Regions from separate parts of the Homo sapiens genome. Here all the other regions are linked to region 1. Evidence: chromatin loops called from intact Hi-C (ENCODE). Cell type or tissue: Panc1. All regions are shown on one strand. Region 1 overlaps PAX5 (paired box 5). Region 2 overlaps ZCCHC7 (zinc finger CCHC-type containing 7). Region 3 has its middle 30 kb from the start of PAX5. Region 4 overlaps LOC105376030 (a long non-coding RNA gene).

The links. Hi-C counts contacts between places; a loop is a spot of excess contacts. Peaks named below come from ENCODE experiments on the same cell type or tissue, not always from the same donor. Only the 100,000 strongest peaks of a DNase experiment are listed, where the experiment ranks them.
Region 2: a loop joins it to region 1, with 5 times the contacts of the local background. A loop is called at or near these places in 25 of 110 quality-filtered maps.
Region 3: it touches region 1 in a loop (4-fold over the local background); 4 of 110 quality-filtered maps call a loop at or near these places.
Region 4: it touches region 1 in a loop (2.7-fold over the local background); 9 of 110 quality-filtered maps call a loop at or near these places.

The regions. Positions count from the first base shown.
Region 1 is chr9:36,994,114-36,999,113 of GRCh38, reverse strand. All of the region lies in intron 5 of PAX5 (paired box 5), which reads left to right. Among named protein-coding and RNA genes, the nearest start is that of PAX5, 38 kb to the left of the region's middle. RefSeq lists enhancers at 930-1,444, 1,445-1,960, 2,462-2,962, 2,864-3,023, 3,734-3,803 and 2 more. In Panc1, no CTCF peak of the experiment used is centred here; a DNase peak (open chromatin) is centred at 3,053; H3K4me3 peaks cover 377 bases; H3K27ac peaks cover 299 bases.
Region 2 is chr9:37,259,916-37,264,915 of GRCh38, reverse strand. All of the region lies in intron 2 of ZCCHC7 (zinc finger CCHC-type containing 7), which reads right to left. Among named protein-coding and RNA genes, the nearest start is that of LINC01627, 130 kb to the left of the region's middle. In Panc1, CTCF peaks have their summits at 2,067 and 2,304 (motif pointing right); no DNase peak of the experiment used is centred here.
Region 3 is chr9:37,062,138-37,067,137 of GRCh38, reverse strand. No RefSeq gene overlaps it. Among named protein-coding and RNA genes, the nearest start is that of PAX5, 30 kb to the right of the region's middle. RefSeq lists a silencer at 4,510-4,710. In Panc1, no CTCF peak of the experiment used is centred here; no DNase peak of the experiment used is centred here; H3K27me3 peaks cover 1,826 bases.
Region 4 is chr9:36,796,324-36,801,323 of GRCh38, reverse strand. All of the region lies in intron 2 of LOC105376030 (a long non-coding RNA gene), which reads right to left. Among named protein-coding and RNA genes, the nearest start is that of MIR4475, 25 kb to the left of the region's middle. RefSeq lists a silencer at 2,791-2,990. In Panc1, no CTCF peak of the experiment used is centred here; a DNase peak (open chromatin) is centred at 2,872; H3K27me3 peaks cover 1,146 bases.

The DNA of each region.
Region 1 (5,000 bases):
TTTAGGGAGATAGTTTTGAGCTATGTGTCTCAGATGCTCAAGAAACATTCACTCTGCTGAGTGTTTCAGGTAAAAAGATAACATGACAGTGACTAGCCCTGCACTATCCAACAGAAGCAGAATGCAAGCCACGTGTAATTTTAAATGATCTAGTAACTACATTAAAAAGAGTAAAAAGAAACAAGTGGAATTAATTTTAATAATATATTTTATTTAATCCAGTATACCCCAAATATCATCATTTCAACATGTCAGCATATAAAAAATTTGATGCTATATTTTCTCTTATTTTTGCTGCCAAGTTTTTGAAATCTGGTGTGTATTTTACACATGTAGTACATCTCAATTTGGATGCGAAACGTTTGACAGTTAAAGTTAGATGTAGTCCTACCAAAACAATAAAGCTGTGTTTAGTGGGACAAATATTTTACACTGCTTCTATTTTAAAATTAAAATTAAAATCAAATCAAATAAAAAAATTAGCTCCTCGATTGTACTGGCCACATTTCAAGTGCACAGTAGCTACATAGGACTAGCGGCTGCTGTATTGGACAACACAGCTCTAATACAAGTGCTTGGCACATAGTAGGTGCTCAGTAAGTGCTCCTTGGTAGAGTGGATCAGTCACATTCCTTTAGAGGGTTCACAATTAGTAACGAGGGTGAGTGGAGGGACCTCTACTATCCTCAGTCAAGGGTGCTTTTGTTTGGTATTTTGGGCTTCCATAGAAAGCTCCGAGTAGAGTTCTGGAGCAAAGACAAACAAACTAACTAGAATATTGTTAGGCCAGTGGATTGGCGAAGGGCCCTTTCAGTATAGAGATTCTAGAGTTCTTCCTAGGATGCCTGCCTCCAAGACCAGACTCGGGTATATGGCCACTATGTCCAAGTCTCAGATGAACTGTTCTTCAGCAGCAGGTAAGATCTCTGTGGCCTCTGGAGGAAGAGCTGGGGCTGGTTAAAGGAAGCTGCAGGAGGCAGATTATGGCTGAATGCAACATATGGCTTTCAGAAGCAGCCAGGCTGGGCCAAGAATGGAAGCTTTATCTTAGAAAGGTAGTGAGCTCTCCATCATCAGAGGTGTGAGCAGGCGCTGGACAAATGAGGAGCAGAAGAGTCAAGGATGACATTCTGGTTCGGACTCTGTGACTTTTGAGGCAGGCCTGTTCTAGCCTGGGTGGCCAATGCTTCTGTGCCAGTACTGTGTCTGCAAGTGCATCTACCCACTTGTCTTTCCCTTCTGCTGCCTGACCCTGAGGCTGCCACTCATGTGGACTTGACAGGGCAGGGGCCACAAATCATTTCTATCCCCAGCGCAGCCTCTCGGCACAGCCCCGGTTCACACGGATGCCTGGGAGGCCTGCGGGATGGCTCTGAGGGTCAGGCTGGGGTGCCACCCAGTTATGAGATGTCGCTTTGTCTCTTGGTTGGTTTGAACTGAGAGCTTTCGTCGAGGAAGCTGTGGCATGGCTCAGGAATCCTGCTGGGTGAGGGGAATGGAGGCTGAGTCAGCACCTCCCTCTCCGGAAGGCCCAGAGGAGGTGGTGGCAGGGAGAGACTTGGCAAAGCAGGCAGGGCTGTGAATAGCGGCCATGGGTGAAAGGGCAGCCTCAGACCCTGGGTTCCTTCCTGGGCTTTTGATCTCTAGTGAGACCTCCTTCCGCCGCTCTCCCCACTTAGGTCCCCTCCCTGTCCCCCTCACAATAACTCACAGGGCCCTGAGTTTGAAAGGCCCTGAACACACTGAGGTCAGCGGAGTGCGAATCCCTTTCACCAGTTTAGAAAGCTGACCTGTCCAGCCAGTGTGGACTGTGGGGGCCAGAGGTTTCTTTTTGGGCAGTAGGGGTACGTTGCAAGTGAGTTTCCAGCCTTCTGGGCTCTGGACTACCTTCTAAGGAGGGCACAGGAAGGGCAGCCAGGGTTCAGAGGTGGCCTGTCCTTTCCAGAAGATGCCAAGTCTGATGAGACTCTCATGGGGAGGTTTGTTGGGGGGCATTTAGCCAGGTGCTCCCATTATGACTTCCTTTTTGGGGATGCCTGTCTCCTGTCTGTTTTTGTGTCTCTCCCCATGTCTTTGGGGGTGCATCTCATTCTGTGTTATTTGGCTTTATTTCCTGTTTATTGAACCTTCCTCTGTGTCTGTTTCTGTCTCCCGGTCTAGCTCTCACTAGCTTTCTTTTTCGTACATACTCTCTCTCACACACACACTCTCTCTCTCCCTCTCCTTCTTCTCTTTCTCTCACACTCATTCACTCATTCAATTTCCTTTCTCTCTTGCTATCTCTCTCTCTCCCCAAATCCCCTCTTCCCCTGTCTCTTTCAGGCTGGACGCCCCCTCAGCCCTGCCCAGCAGACCTCCACGGGAGCTATGGCCAGAGGGAAGGGGCTTCAGAAGCTCACAGACCGTGCTGGGGCCCTGGGCCCCTCTGACATGGGCAGGTCCTGGTCTTTTCTCTCCTAGGACCCTTTTCCTTCCCTGGATGCATAGATGCTGTCTGCTGCTCCCGGGATGAGGGCAGAAAACAGAAGCAGGAAGTGGGGAGAGCCCTCTCAGAGCTCCCAGAAGGGATGGGTATGTGGAAAAGCTCAGGATTCCTGAGTCAGGAGTAATAGGCAGCCCCTGTGGGATTGAGAGTTCACAGATCTCTGATCCCTGGAGAGCCCCAAATAAGGTGTTGAGTCAAAGGCACAGGCTCATGGGCAGGGATGAAATGGTTTGAGGACTTCTTGTAGCGAGTTACTTAATCTCTCTGCACCTCCATTTTGTTATCTGGCGAATAGAGTTGACGCAAGCCTTGTGGGTTACAGTGAGAATAAAATGAAGTGAAGTGACAGCTGCCAAGGGCGTGGCCCCAGGGCCTGGCTGTAGTCAATGCTGAGTAGATGGCCACGGAGAGGCCTATGTTTGAGGACGTGAGGCCCGTCATGGCAGAGGGCAGCAGGCTTTAGCCACGGTCCTGTTGGCAGCTGGAACTGGCTGGTTCGCCCACCACCACCTTCCTGTTTGGAGCTGTGGAGCCACGGAGCGATTCCATAGTACTGAAGAAGCCGATTGCCTGCAGCCGGGAGCCCGGGGCATCCAGGCTGAACAACAGTGCCCCCAGGTGTCGGCTGCAGAATGAAGGGCCACTCACTTTCCTCCTCCTTTGCCTTTAGGAAGCTGAGTCTCCCAGCCTGCTTCATGGCAGAAGAAAAGGGTCAGGCCCCAGTTTTCCCTGAAGAGAGGCACAGGGAGCACAGGGGGGTGGAGGCCTCCAGGGTGGGGGCAGAGGGTAGCACCCTGGGCCTGGGAGGGCTGGGCGTCTGAGGGGTTGTTGGGGCCACCAGCCTGGACCTCGAGACTCCCCCATGGGAGCTGGAAGGGCCTTGGAGAGCACCTGAGACGCCCCGCTCCGTCATTCGCATGGGAAAACAGGCTCAGAGAAGAGAGGCGGTCTGCCCAGATCACACAGCAAAACCCCCAAAACCTAGAGAGAGAGGATGGCTCTGTGGAAAATCCTTGGCATCCCTTGCCTTTCGATGTGATAAATTCAGTTTTCCTCTCCCTCCTTTCCTCCATTCTCACAGGGCCGTCCGCCATCCCCACTGTTGACAGCCAGCCCCATCAGTCTTATCTCCCCATGGGGTGCTGCCCACACGTCCCCCCGCACTGACCTCAGTTCTTGAGAGAAGCCCTGCCCTTCTCTCGCGGGCCTCCCTTTCCTCCTGCTCATTCCTCCTGTGCCTCCAGTCCCTGTGTGTTGGCTCAGCTTCCCGTCTCCAGGCCATTGCCCACTCAGGGCCTGCCACCTGGAATGCTGTCCTTGAGCCTGGACCTGGCCTGGCTTTCTGGAACCAGCCCACTCCCCTGTGGGGATTTCCAGTGTTGGGTCATTGGTCCTTCACAACTGGCTGAGACCCAAGGATTCTTTAGGGTCCAGTGTGGAGTATGGGTGAACAGGCAGCCTCTCCATCTCCTTTTCCCAGTGTGGCTTTGGGGGCAGGAAGGAGGTTACCACCATTTTGTCTTGGCCTCTGCTGGGGCTTTCCAAGGGCAGGTCCCCTCCCTGGCCCTCTGTGTGCTGTCCCCTGGATGTAGAGAGGTGTCTACATGTCCCCTCATGTAGAGAGGTGGGTTGTTACCTGAGTTCTCTTTTTGTCTAGGAAGGAGTCAGGACCAAGGTTCTGCTGGGGTGTGGTCGTGGTGGGGGCATCACGTAGAACCCAGGGGGGAATTGGCAGCCTGGTAGCCATGCTTTCCTTGGCTTGCCCTGTATTGATGATGATTTTGAATTAGTTACCAACATTGCAAAATCAGGAAATTTCATGTATGGATGGATGCCTGGCTTCTTTGGGGAAGAAAAATCAGATCTGGCAACCCTGGGGCAGCTGGCAGCCTGGCAACCCACAAGGCAACAGTCATCTGGGGCTGCTGGGCCCGAGTTCTCATGCGCTCCCCGCTCAAGTTGCTCTCGGCACTTGTGCTCTGTTTTCCTTGGCCTGAAGGTCTTTGAGCTTCTGGAGTCTTAGCATGAACTCTAAAGAAACCAGTTTGGCTCAGTCTCTGCCTGTGGCAGCTGAAGCTAATGGGAGGCAGATCCTGGAACTGGCCGGTGGGGCCGAGTGTGCGTGCGTGTATGTGTGTGGTCAGGGAAGTGGGTAGTCAGGCTTACAGGCCAGAGGTGGGTAGGGTAGCGGAGGCAAGAACTTAGGGCAGTGGCCAAGCAGCCACACTCCTTGGCAGGTCATGTGCTCTATACCCTGCAGGTAGGGTAGTCCAGGCACAGAGGGCGCAGGCTTGGCCCAAGGGTATGCAGGGGGCAGTTAGTGGCAGAGATGGTGAGGACCTGGTTTCCATCTCCCTGCCTGGCGGGCCACTCTCCCCTGTGATCTCTGTCCTGATCTTGTAGCTGTGGGCACCTCAGCTGAGACCCAGATAGACAACTGCTGGAGGCCTCTGTGGTAACGCAGGGCATCTGAGGCCAGGTGGCCAATTGGAGGGGCTCCTGGGGCCTTTCCCTA
Region 2 (5,000 bases), 270 kb before region 1:
TCCTAAACATTAGAAGGGCCTGCTCTTACACTTCAAACATATAGCTTTTAACAACTCATTTTACAGGAAATTTTTACTTCTCTGATGAGAGTTCAGGTTTAACTGCTATGGAGAGGACTAGAGAAAACAGCATACAGAAGGTTGCCTAAGCAATATAAAGTGAGGCATATAAAAAGATCTGGTTACTGCTTGTAATTTATGGTGCTAGCTCTGTACTTAGGAGGAAATATATCCAAAACCAATTATGTATCAAGAAAACTCGTAAAATAAAATAATATATTAAATGCCTACTTTTCTAGTCCTCTGCAATCTGAAGTTAAGTTAGGAAGCCACAATTTAATGAGGCAACAAATATTTAACTATTTAAATTCTGCTGTGGTGTGTTCACAATACACAATAAAAAAGGCAGTGGGATACATAAAAGTTACACAATTCTCTGCCCTCCACAAAAAAAAAGACTATTTAAAATATCTTCATCAGTACACAGGTTTGATACATTAATGTAATTGGTTGATTATGAGAAGAAAAATCAAGTATTCCATTAAGTCTGGTTTAACAGACACTGTAATACCTTTTTCCGTTTTGGGAATGTCATATATTTTTAAAAAATTAAACGCATTTTATTTTATAAGTACTATTTACATTTGTATGCCATTTATTGGCTTACAAAATGCATTTTAATATTCTTATTAATGTTTAATTTTCACAAGCATCCATTGTAGGAATATTACCTCCACATTATAAAGGAGAAGTGGGCAAGTCTGTCACACAACTAGTAAATGACAGCAAGGATTCAAAATCAGGTCTTGAAAGGTTTAAACAATCTCAACACCAAAGACAAGCAAAGAGATAGTATTAGTTTAAGATCTTAGAAATGTAATGCATATATCAAATTAAAGACTCTTGGGCACTCGTTTATCCATGATCACCAAGTTCAGGAAAGGTCTTGGCTGGAGGAAGAAGTGGCACACGCCCTGACCTTGTTGTAAATAACTTCTTTCTACAATTTGGATGTGATTTTCATGTTTTCTACGTTTAGAAGTTACTCTTAATAATTTGCTTCATAAGTAATTTTAAAGTATTGATTAGGGTTTTAAAATCTATCAAAACTGAATTGATTGGCTGGGTTTTCTGTCTTAACTTGAAAAAGGAAAAGAAATTCTAGCTAACTCAAGAAGAAATTTCCATGTATCCAAAACTTTGCACCCCTTCTGCAAACGTATGTGTGTAGTGTACAATGAAATTTGCCACGTGAAAAATAATTACATAAAATTGTCTAAAAGGTAAAATGACTAATAAATGAAAAGGCCTGATGTCTTCTAGTCTTTTGTTCTTAACTGTAGGATTTTAAAGAGGATATGCAATATTAGTATGCTTCCTTAGTAAATAATGAGTTATACTGAGTTACTACAATATATATGAACTTTAGAAACAACATGTCATAAAAAGTTTTCTAGGAATCTTAATAGAAATAGCAACTAGTAGCAAGGTACAAATATAAATGGGAAATACGATAAAAACCACAGGTTTTTTTTTCATTCCTTCCATTTTAAAAATACAAAATATAAGGGTATATAGAAAATGTAAGAGTATATACAAAATATAAGGTATATAATAGGAAAAGGCTGGGATAAACTGCTACTTTCAACAAGAAAGTAAGATTCTAAAATTCTGGTATTAAAGTTTTGTTAAGCACCATAACTGATGCGAATCCCATAGGTCCCCAAGTCTAGAGTCTAAAATAAGGATGGGCTTATAAGAAATAGGAATTGAAGAATAGAGAATTAAAAAAATAAAAACATAAGCACTGGTTTTAAGAAGAATCACCAGTAAACTCATGTACAACATGAATTATTAACAGTAGAGAAAATCTGATGCTCATTTTTAAGAAAATATGTAACAAAAAATCTTCTATGAAAAGAACATCTTGGGTAATCCACTTATTTAAGACAGTTCTGAAAATCTCTTTTTCCCAAAGTGGATAGACAAACTAAGAAACATCTTCTAAGTAAATCTCAAGAATTTAGTAAACAAGGGTGGCACAAAATTTGTCCATTAAGACTGAAGTAATGGGGCAAAAATCTCAGGTGGATAGAATGCCTACAAGAACGTGGGAGAAAAAAGATGACCCATCTTTTCTGTCAACAATGTCTTTTAAGACATGAAAAGTAAGGAGCTACAGCAGAGCTTTATACTACAGTGTCACAAAATAATGTTAAGATCAAAGATGATTAAAACATCCATTTATTTGGCAAAATGTATGATTTTCCCTGGTATCCACCGGGAGTTCTGGAAGGCATAGATGACCAGGAGAGGGCAGCTCACCACTGCAGCTGTGAGTAAACTGTGAAGACGCGAATCCCTTTCTTTGCAAACAAGGGGACACTATACTTGTATATTTCCCATAGTCAACTAATAAAGAAGATACTGCCATTAAGAAATCAAAACCACACATGAAGTATAATAGTATAAGTTATTGCAACAAGTAACTAGTAAGAAAAATTATTGATAAGTAAATTAGAGTTCATAAAACAAGATGATGCTAAAGTTCCTGCCCCCTCAGATAAACTGAATATATAGCTAGCAACTATAGTCATTATGACTATGTTTACTATCTTTTTATACTTCAGTGTACTTTCTGTAAATAACTACTTTCTTAGAGTTTATCTAAAAAAATCTCTTTACCAAAAAAAAAAAAATCACCTTTTTCTACCAACCAAGTTCAAAATTCGGCACACTTTCTCTTGGATCATGTGTAACTCTGAAATATGTTCTACTTATGATCTGTATGTTGCTAGCAAAAACATACAGATTGCTATTGTCAACCACAATCCAATGGAGCTGCTTTGTTATCATCAAAAGTATAAAAATGGGAACTTTTCTACAATGAGGAGACTCTAGACTGACATAATTTCTTCCTTATAGGCTGAAATCTTTCACGCAATGAGTGTGCGGATAAAACAATTTAAGCACCCAGAATCATAGTTCTCATTTACTAAGACCTCTGGTTCCTATTAACACAAGACTCAGAAGACAAATTACTAGATTACAAATCTCAAAATTTATTTTCATCAGTATATTACTTGCTGCTTAGATGTTTACCTTGACTAAAATTAGGAGAAAAAAACTGAAAAAGAACAAAAGCAATACTGATTACATAAATGGTTAAAAGGTAATTGCTTAATTACGGAATTTCACTTCCTTGTGAGTTTTTCATTTGAAGTTTAAAGTAGTACTTCCAAGCCTTTTTCATGTCACAGTGTTCAAGGAAAGGTGTTTATAGAGCACATTAGGGCAAATGGAGCAGGGCACCTTCAGACAACTGACCCAGAAGCTCCTGCCAGGCCACCCTGAGAACACAAGGAATCAGTATCTTGCTCACCACAACTTATTTTTGCAATAGATGTGGCACATCAGTTAGGAAGTGATAATGTAAATATCTTTGGCCAAGGTTAAGAGGATAAGAGGAGGATCAAACAGTAACTCCAATTCTAGTTCATTGAAGACAGCATTTTACAGCATAGAAATGCTGTGGGAAGCAAAGAAGTGGCTGAGTGCAATCTGGGGTCTGTGTGTTGACTTTGACGTCTTTACCTTTCATATACATTGCTTGTTTCAACTCTTGTCCATTTTACAGAGGACAAAAGACATTTAGTTAGAGAAACTTCCTCTAAAAAAAATCTGTTGACGTCTTAAAGAAGAAAAAAATGACAAATGAGGCTATGAGACATTTTTCTTGATTTTCTTCTTTAAAAATGTCTCTCACATAGGTACAAGATTACAAGATTAAGGGGGACATATATGGTATCAACAACCACCAAAACTCTGGTTATCGGCATTGATAAACAGTAGGCCATCCATATCAAGCAGCCAGTGGTGAGAGCTAAATAATAATCTATGATCCCTTTCCTTCAACCAAAAAACAAACGAACAAACAAAAAAAGATCAGAAATAATAAAAATCCAAGTGGTAATTAAAAGAAAGATATAGAATAAAACACAGCAAACTAAATCAACAAGAGTATTTTGATAGAGCAGTTTGTCTGAACTCCATTTCAAAAGCCTTCCTCTTAGAACCCCAGTCAGATTCAATAGCTACAGTCCTGGCTGCCAGGGAGTTCAGCTTCCATAAGGCTCCTAGAGGAGTATCAAGTCTTACTAAGAAGGTAGCATGTTTTAAAACAAACTCACTGAATACCTGCATGAAAACTACCATGTCTCTGCCCCTAACAACTATATAGGTCCCATTAAGGTCAAATAGTTCATCTTAGGGAAGTCCTGAACAGAGCAATTTAAAGGCAGTTTAGTAGTCTTAGTACTTCGGCAATATAAATGGGCAGAGTAAGCTTACCAGGTATGTAACTTGTGCAGTCACACATGGGCTTGCTCTCAAAAGGGGCCTCTATTTAGTTGAACGGTCCTTTGTCGCCATCTTGAACTTGTTAATGACTTTGAACTTGTACTTTGTAGATGAAGACCAGTGGGACAATGGAGCACAGAACAGAGGAAATATGTCAAGTGTCAGCATATGCACTAAGCAGCTGGACTGGCTGCCTGGGCCCAAATGTGAATACCTGGGACAGACGTGGACAACACAGGGCACTCAAGGCAGTGGCCAGGACTGAGCCCAGATTGGCAATGGCAATGATGGCAGCAGCCCCATGAAAGAGCGGCTCAGCACTGGGGATATACAGTGGAAAGCCAAAGTACTCCTCTTCCTGGAACCTATCCTAACAGTATATGCGCAAATATTAACTCTCCAGCCTAAGGACCAGGACAGGAAGTGTTGGTGCTCAGAGAGTAAAACCTTTGTCAGCATATTATTGCAAAGTATCCAAGTCATGGCACCAAAAATATATCAGAATTCATCAAGGCATTTATAATCTCCAGTTTTATAAACCACTGCAACATTGCAAACCAAATAGCAATAGCTTTAGAAAGAGAAATTGAATATAAAGATTGTCACATTTGGTTGAAAAGAACAATATTTTTGTATGAGAA
Region 3 (5,000 bases), 68 kb before region 1:
CCATAAGTTTTCTGATATATAACAATGGAATTTCATTACATTAAATTAGGTCTTTTTAAATTTTATTCAGAAGTTTTATAACTTTCAGTGTACAAGTCTTTCTTCCTTGGTTAAATTTATTCCTAAGAATTGTATTTTATTCTTCTGGAATTTTTTTTTTTAGGATCGTTTTTTGATAATGTATATAAACACCACTGGTTTTTGTGAGCTCATCTTGTACCCTGCAACTTTGCTAAATTCACTTACTAGGTCTCATAGATCTTTTGTGTATTCCTTGGGATTTTCTATATGTAGAATCCTGTCTTCTACAACTATAAATATTTCTTCCTTTCCAGTTTGGATGACTATTGTGATTTCAAATGATGAAAGTGTTTTACTTTTTCTTCCCAAACTGCTAGGATTCCCAGTACCATATTGAGTAGCAGTGATGAAAGCAGGCATCCTTATATTGTTTCTGCTGTTAGGTGGAAAGCTTTCAGTCTATCACCAGTAAGTATGAAGAGCTTCCTTGTCTTTCAGTCTTTGGTTGGGGTTGGACAATAGGCAGCATGAGCTAAATTTAGGAGGACAGGAGGGGAATGAAGTCACACCGTTAGTGTGCTGGCTCCCTCTCTGCTGCGTCTGCATGAGTTGATTGTGTTCCTCTACAAAAGACCACAGTTCCTGTCAGGTCCCCTTCTTCATACAGCCACTCCCTCCCTTCCTTGCCCTTTTAGGTGTAACTAACAGGTGAATGCTCCCTGCAATGGCTAGCCCTAGGGTACCATACCTTGTTGTCTTCCCTAGCACTGCCCACCCCTCTGTAAACGGTCCCTTCATGAAACCTTCCTCAGTTCCTCATTTAGAATGTACACCTGTTTCCTGCAGAGACTCTAATTCAAAGACTTAACACTGAGTAAATGGACACATCTTTCTGGACTGCCATCAGCCTGCAGTGGTCCAGCAACACTCCAAAGTGAGTGAGGTTTTAACAACCACCTTATAATCTTTTCTGGCTTTGGATCATATAGAAGTCTGTGACTGGCTATGGGGTAGGAGGAGTTTAGTGGGAACAAGGAAGAGAACTTGCTGCTTTTTATGTCAGCTATGTGTACCTGAGAGATGCAACTTGCATAAACCGTAAAACTTCGTATCCCAATCAGAGTTGCTGAATCGAAGATTTGGAACTGCAACTTCTTCAAATGGGAAGACAAATATTTCCTCCACCTTTGCTTCTGATTCTGCTCATCATCCATTGTTAGTATCCCAGATTAGAATCTGATTAGGACACGCTGGCTGCTTGAACTTTGGGGCTTATTGCTACCAAATATTCGAGCCCAGTCCAACTTTTGTTTCCTAACTGCCTCTACCCCAAGGCCTGATGAAACCCACTTCTTTTGGCCCAAGGAAACTCACATGCTGGCAACATTTATGTACTGTATTCATTTCCTAGGGCTTCCCATAACAAATTATGAAAAAAATGGGGTGACTTTTTTTAACTTGTTTTAACAGCAAGAATTTCTTTTCTCACAGTTTTGGAGGCTAGAAGTCTGAGATCAAGACATTGGCAGGTCCATGCTCTCTGATGGCTTTAAGGAAGAGCCCTCCCTGCCTCTTCCTGGCTTCTGTAGGTTCTTGGCAATCCTTGGTTTGTAGATGCATCACTCCAACCTCTGCCTCTGTCATCACATGGCTACATCTTCTCCCTGCATGTCTCCTTCTTCCTCCTATAAGGCCATTAGTCATACTGAATTAAGAACCCATCATATCTTAACTGATATCTCCAATGACGCTGGTTTCCAAATAAGGTCACTTTTTTTTTTTTTTTTTTTTTTGGAGACAGAGTCTCGCTCTGTCACCCAGGCTGGAGTGCAGTGGTGCAATCTCAGCTCACTGTAACTTCCACCTCCTGGGTTCAAGCGATTCATGTGCCTCAGCCTCCAGAGCAGCTAAAGATAATTTTTTGTGTTTTTAGTAGAGACAGTTTCACCATGTTGCCCAGTCTGGTCTCCAACTCCTGAGCTCAGGCAATCTGCCTACCTGGGCCTCCCAACGTGCCAGAATTACAGGTATGAGCCACCACGCCCAGCCAAATAAGGTCACATTCTGAGATATTAGGGTTTAGGACTTCACCATATCATTTGGGGTGACACAATTCAACCCATAGCAGTATATATTTATCATTTGCAAGGACTTACTTCTCCCTCTCTGACTCATTCCAGTATTAGAAGAGAAAATTGTACTTATAAAGGAAACTTTACAACATTTTATTGAAGCAAAGCAACAGGTGAGCAGAAAAATCAAGAGCCCTCAACTAAAAGTCAAAGGACAGGATTATTGTGCCAGGTATGACATAATTTTCCTGTGTGAACTTTCAAGCCACTTTCTCTCTGTGCCCTTCAGTTTCCTCATCCGTAAAATGAGGAAACAGACTTCATAATTGCCAAGGCAGGTCCCGTTAAGCTCCCCAATTCTAAGATTCTTCGACGTATGCATCCATCGCTAATAGATCTTCTGCAAAGGATACTGTGGGCTTGTTTAAACTGTTTCCTCAGATTGCTTATGCTCAAGGTCTCTCTCGGTCCATTTCCAATTACTCTCCTGTTATCTGTGCGATAGTTTGGCTTATTTGAAAACATCTAGAGAATTCAGTAACCTTGATTCCAAGTGTGAAATATAAAGGCTGCATTTAAAGCTCCATAATTGGACCCAGACATTTCTCCTAATGCTATTAAATCTTCTCATCTAACCTTGATTCAAGGAATATTGTGCAGTTTCCTCTTATGGAGACTCAGAAGCATGCACTGAGGTCAGAGGGGAAAGGAGGAGAATGGGAAGATTTAGGGTCATGACGTATAATTTTACTTATCATTCCATCTGTGAAATTGGCTTACATACTTCCTCCCTGACTTATTTGTACCACTGACTCCTCCAGGGCAGGTGCTCCGTCTTATTCATCTCTGAGTGCACACAAGGACATGCATTTGCCCCCAAAATAGCACATGGCCCAGCCAGTATTGGAGGGAAAAGGGAGGGAGGAAGGCAGAGAGGCCATTCATAAGAGAAGTCCCATCACTGCTCTATTTTCACCCCCACCCTCCTCCTCTGATCCCCTAGACTCAGGTCCTCAGATCCAGGGACTGATTCTCCTTTTTTTTTTTTTTTTTTTTTTCCTTTTTTCTTTTGAGAAAGAGTGATTCTCCTTTTTAAAAAATTGTGGTAAAATAGGCTGGGCATGGTGGCTCATGACTGTAATCCCAGCACTTTGGGAGGTCGAGGCGGGCAGATCACTTGAGGTCACGAGTTTGAGACCAGCCTGACCAACATGTCTAAACCCCATCTCTACTGAAAATATAAAAATTAGCCAGGTGTGGTGGTGCGTGCCTGTAGTCCCAGCTACTTGGGAGGCTGAGGCAGGAGAATTGCTCGAACCTGGGAGGTGGAGGTTGCAATGAGCCGAGATCATGCCACTGCACTCCAGCCTGGGTGACAGAGGGAGACTCCATCTCAAAAAAAAAAAAAAAAAAATTATCCTGGTGTTGGGGCATGTTCCTATAGTCTCAGCTACTTGCGGGGCTGAGGTGGGAGAATTGATTGAGCCTGGAAGGTTGAGGCTGCAGTGTGCTATGATCGCCCTACAGCACTCCAGCCTGGGTGACAGAGTCAGAGACCCTGTCTCAAAAAAAAAAAAAATTATACCAATTTAATAATTTTTAACAGTATAGTTGAGTGGCATTAAATACATTGACATCGTTATACAACCATCACTACCATCCATCTGCAGAGCTTTTTCGTCTTCCCAAACTGAAACTCTGTACCCAGAAAGCAATAATTCCCCATTCCCCTCTTTCCTTGGTCCCTGGCAACCACCATTCTACTTTCCAGCTCTAAGAATTTGACAGTTCTGGGTATGTTATATAAGTGGAATCACACAATATTTGTCCTTTTTATTTTTTTTGAGACAGGGTCTGGCTCTGCCACCCAGGCTGGAGTACAGTGGCATGATCTCAGCTCACTGCAACCTCCACCTCCCAGGCTCAAGTGATCCTCCCACTTCACACTCCCAAGTAGTTGGGAATACAGGCACGTGCCATCAGCATTACAGGCGTGCACTACTGGGCCCGACCGTATTTGTCCTTTTGTGTCTGACTTATTTCATTTAGCATAATGTCTTCAAGGTTTATCCAGGGCTAGGTGAGGTGGCTCATGCCTGTAATCCCAACACTTTGGGGGGCTAACGCAGGAGGATCACTTGGGGCAGAGTTTGAGTCCAGCCTGGGCAATGTCCGAGACTTCGTCTCTACAAAAACTATACAAATTAGCCAGACATGGTGATGTGTGCCTGTTGTCCCAGCTACTTGGGAGGCTGAGGTGGGAGGATCACTTGCGCCTAGGAAGTCGAGGCTGCATTGAGCTGTGTTTATACCACTTGCATTTTAGCCTGGAATGCAAGTGGTACCAACTTGCAAGGTCCTGTCTGAAAAAATAAAAAAGGTTCATCCAGGTTGCAGTATGTGTCAGAATTAGAAACTGATTCTTCCTGAGAGCTACAGAACCTTCAAATTCCCTTCCAATGCTAAGTTCCTCTTTCTCAGCAGGAAGATATGCCTTCTTTGATTAAGCAAGAGTGAGAACAGGACTGATCCAGCCTCCCGGTCTTCACCACACCGTCTTTGTATCCAGGCCCTTGAGACCTCAACTTTAGAGCTTCCTTGGCCCTCATTCGTTTGGTCATTTAACAGATACTTACTTGAGCTCCTGCTCTGTAGGTATCTTCTCCAGTCCTATATGGAGTGTTTATAATCCGACAGAAAAAAAAAGATATATAAATAAATGCAGCCAGACACGGTGGCTCATGCCTGTAATCCCAACACTTTGGGAGGCCAAGGCAGGAGGATTGCTTGAGGCCAGGAGTTCAAGACCAGCCTGGGCAACAAGGCAAGACCTCATCTCTACTAACAAAAAAAGAAAAAGAAATGTGAAGTAAGGTACTCACAGCTTCTAAGAGAGAAGTATTATGG
Region 4 (5,000 bases), 200 kb after region 1:
CTGATGTGGTAGTACAGAGATAGAATAAGGTAATCAATGAAGCTCCTACTATCCCCAATTTGCCACAAAAACAACGAAGCTCCAGTCACTCTGCTCCAGGTGACACTGAACCTCCTGTGAGATGGGGTGGCTTCCCCCAAACCACCCAGAAACAGGCTGATTGATTGAGCTGAATTCATTTTTCCTCCTGACTACAGGGACAAGTGCTTACAAATTGAATGAAATTGATGCACCGTCTGCAAGTGGAGTTATTCAATTTTCAGCGGCCGCATTCTGAGCCTTTAGCATGCTCCTCACAGTTTTAGGGCAAATAATATTTGTTTTCTTCCTGCACAAATATGAAAATGTTTCCGGCATTCTGAAAGCTCCTCTTTTGGGTATTTGCACTGAATTCCATTTCTGTAAGCGTTTGCTGAGGCTATTGGTCCAAAAGCCAGCAGTTGGCTGGCGATCCTTGAGTGCTGTATGCCAGGCATTTTAACATGTTTGATCTCATTTGACCCCCTACAAGAACCCTCTGAAGGGGACTATTTCCCCTGCTTCCCAGATGGGGAAACCGGGACTTGGAGAAATGGCTTGCCCAAGGACACACAGCCAGTCAATACTGGATCTGCCTCCAAAGCCAAGCCCTGTTGTGGGACTCCTCTCAACCATGAGGTGGTGCAGGTCCATAAAAGGCGTTGGCCAGCTCCAATTTGAGTGGATGGTGAGTCATCAGAGCCCAGCTTAGGCATCTGCAGAAAACATTTATGAATGAATGAATGAGTGGGTGAATAAATAGACAACTGAGGGAATCTCTAGGACAAGGCTCCCATCTCCTCCCTTCCGTGCATCATAATTCTGCTTTTCTGACACTGCCCTGGGAGCCCTGGACCCAAGAGATCCTCCCAAGTCACATCTTCACCTCATAGGCCACCATGTGGTTGTACATCACACAGGGCCCAAACATCAACAGCCCTGTGAGGAGAAAATGGCTGAAGAGCTGTCTCCACTCCTGGAAGAGCTCATTTCTGTGTGTGCTGAAGGGCACTGCCTGGAACAACCGTGACTGTGCAGCTGCCATGGCAGTGTTCTGCAGCCCTGGCAAGCTCCTCTAGCCAAGCCCTTGACAGGTCCTTGCAAGGGCCTCTGGTGGCAGGCAAGGAAGTCTTCCCCGTTTGAGCAGAAGGGGAACCAGACCCAAACAGGAAGATCACACAGCAGAACTGGGACCAGGCTTTCTGATACCCAGCCCAGTGCTTATCCCCCTGCCCCATGATGCATCCTCTTTAATGACTACCAAAATCATGGAGACCCATCAACCCTAGGCCCTGGTTTGCAAGTAGCTTTAGTTTTGAGTTAACAGTTAGGAGCATATGATTGATTAGCAATGTCTGCCATGAGCGAAGGCCAGAGTGACATCAGAGGTGAAGTATATTTATGGACCCCTCCCCAGACCCTAACCAATACGCCTTTTTCCTCTTCAAAACAAAACAGTTTTGAAATTGCCTCTCCTTCTTCCTGTCTCCAGCTCAATATAATTTTCTGACCTAATGGCCAGAACTTGGGAAATTTCACCTTAATGCTACCTGGAAAGGAAGGGTTTGATAAACAATTTAACATTGACTTCAAGATTGCAAGGGGAGTGTTTAATTTGCTCAAGAGACCCACTGTCCTCAAGGACTCCAGTCCATTAGCTTTTGTCCAACTAATGACAAGTGAGTTTTCTATATTCATTAAAGCAGACTTGGGATTTGGCTTGAGGGGCAGTGAACTGGAGAGGAAATAGCACTGGACTCAGGAGGAATGTTCTTGATTACTTGCCGTACGTTTTGAAAAAGAATAAAATGGGGTTTTCTAAAATCCTTTAAAGTCAGGCTTTTTCTGATATGGGCAGGTGAACCTTCCAGTGGAAACCAGGGGTCCACAGAAAGGAAGTTTGCAGGTCAGCTCAAACCAGCTCAACTAGCTCAGGTCACCCACCAGCTACTTTCCAGTGCTCTCCCAACAGGCTGGGCTGGAGGAGACAGAGATTTGAGAGATCAAGCCTTGCCTTGGAGCACTCACAATCTAAGGGGGGAAACTGAGGCAAAAACACCATCCTGCAGGTGAGGGCAGGGAGCAGCCCTTGCTGGTCCCCCAAGGCCCCGCCTCTCCTGCCCCGCCTCGCAGAATTCAATGGATCTCAGCACGACAAATATTCATCAGGATCCTGGTCAGTGCCAGAAGTGTTGAAAAAAGGCAAAAGTTCTCACCGTGCTGCCTCTGCCCTGTTCTCTGCACCTTTGCTTGCTTCAGCCACCCCATGAGAGATGGAGTTGGGGTTATTTCCTGACCTGCTCAGAACAACTCCCCAAATGCCTACAGAATGCCTAGAGAATGCCAGGAGGTTTCTGAAGCTGCTGCTGGCATAAAGAAGATCGTTGTGTAAATTATGAAAGAGCCCTTGAATTGTCAGGGTTTGGAAGGACACAGATGGCTCACTCAGAAGGGGTGATTGGAGAGTTTACCGAAGACATTATTTATGAAGGTGTGGTCATGGCTAAGAAAAACTAGCAAAAGGTGGTGAAATACCCTAGCAACAGAGGGGAGCTGTTACCGCCCTTAGACCCAAAGGGACCACAGAAGAAAGCAGTTATGAAATCCCACTAGGGCTGCAGCTGGGGAGATTTTGACAGACAAGCACAGCCACTGCCAAGCCAACAGGGAGGGAAAAAAGGAATAAATACTCAAGCCTCTCTCCACCACCTCCTGCCTCCTGCCGGTGCTTCCCCTTGGCTTCTCTGCCCAAGAACAGAGATCCCATAGACACTGGCCTTCCAGGGCACAGAGCAACAGGGAGAAGGGTGAGAGCAGGTGTGGGGGTAGAGATGGCCAGCCCCAGTTCCTCCAGATATTTGCTGCCATCTGCCGGAATGTCATGATAAACATTCCATTCTACAATATGATGTAGATGGCGGCCCAATGTTGGCCTGTACAATCATTGGTGGTAATGCTGCTGTAGTCAGGACTGACCCCAACCTCACTCTTGCTCACCCCTGTCCAGCTCATACTCTGGCTCTTCCAAACACCCTGAACAGAAGTCCTACCCTTCCTTCCCTATTTTCACGTACGCCAGTCTAGAAAGTCCAGGGCAAATACCACCTCCTCCCTGAAGCCTGCCTGATGATTCATGAGGGGGCCTCTCTTCTCTCTCTGTCTGTCTCTCTCTCTCTCTCACACACACACACACACCCCTGGCTCCTCTTTGGGAGTAGAAAGCGGGCTCGTTCATTCCGGAATTGACCCTTGAGTCCCCTCTGTCCGTAAGGAAAGCGTCCACGAAGCCGTTCACCATTGTGTGCCTCTGTCTGTGCCTCCTCCACAGGCACAGGGGTGCGTGCAGGGAGCCCCACCAACAGTGAGCCCGACAGGCGGGATGTGAACCCTGGCTCCACCTCCAACTAGCCTTTGGTTTGGGGCAAGTCACTTTACCTTTCTGAGCCTCAGTTTTCCCATCCCACCCATGGGAATGATAATCCCTACCTTGGGGCTGTTGTGAGAATTCCGTAAGATCCTCTGTGTGGCACTCACTAGATGATAGGGTCCCTTCTCTTCCCCCAGTAGAATGGGAGTCCTCAAAGTCACCGAGGGCACATCGTGTCTGTCCTGACCCAGCCTCGGCTCTCAGGATGGCCTGCGACTCGGAGTGGGCTGGTAGAGTGTGCCAGTTAGAAGGGCAACCTCTGGGTAGCCCCTGGGCAGTAACTTGGGCAAATTACTCGGCCTCTCATGCTGTGTTTCCTCATCTTTAAACCAAATAAGAGAAACAGCAGTGGTGTTCCTAGCTAATACCCATGCAGAGATTACTGGGCCTTTGGCACCATTTTGAGTACCTGAAGTACATGAACTCATTCTATCCCTAAACCACACCAGCAGGTGATATGGTGGCTTTTTCCTGTTCACCAAACATTTCCAGTTGTCTTTCAGGCACCTAGTAGGGTTGCATTTCCCCACTACCTTCAAGTTTGATGCGGTCGTGTGACTTGCCTTAGCCAATAAAATGTGAGCAGCAGCGTCATCTGTCACTTCCTGGTGGAGCTTCCTCCAGAGCTTTGGGAATCAGCAGACCCCAGCAAATGCCAATCCTTCCCTTGGCTCTTCTCGTCTGTCTGGCCATTGACCATGACTCACTAGCAAGTGCTCCCAGCTGCGTGTGAACTGGCAGCCCTGGGTTTTCTTTCCTCCTGGGTTAAACTTCTGGCTATCAGTGGGTGAGTGTCTGTTACCTCCAGCTCACTTGCACCTGGCACCTTAGGAGTCAGGGCATGGCTTGCCTCTCTCTCCCTCTGTCACAGTGACTGGCAGTGTTCCACATAATGGTTGTTCTGTCAGTCTGGGCCCCAGGCTGACAATGACAATAGCACAGGCCAATGTCCTTGGCTGATACAAGAAGGACAAACAATGTGACTGAGACAACTTCAGGCCACTGACATCTAGGAGGTGCTCATTACCACAGCACAACATGGCTCATTCTGACTGAGACCAATGGGGCCTCAAATTTATTATCCCTGTTTCATGGTGAGGAAAGTGTAGTATCTATATCATGGATATGATTGATGTTACCACAGTGTTGGTCCATGTAAGCTGGAACATAATTAGCCCTTAATAAATGTTAGCTATGTAAATATCTATACCCCAGATCGCTACAGACATAGGCATAGATGTAAACATGGACATGACTCTGGGCCTGAAGACCTTTCCACCTTTCCAGAGGATGGCTTAGGGCAGCCCAGGCCCTCACAGCCTGGAAGGAAGGCCAAGGTCTCCTCAAGCTCTTTGTGATTCAGCTTGGCACATTTCTGCTGCTTCACCACAGGCCAGAGCTTGGGAATCAGCAGACCCCAGCAAATGCCAACCCTTTCCTTGGTTCTTCTCATCTGTTTGGCCATTGACCATGACTCACTAGCAAGTGCTCCCAACTGTGTGTGAACTGGCAGCCCTGGGTTTTCTTTCCTCCTGGGTTAGACTTCTGGCTATCA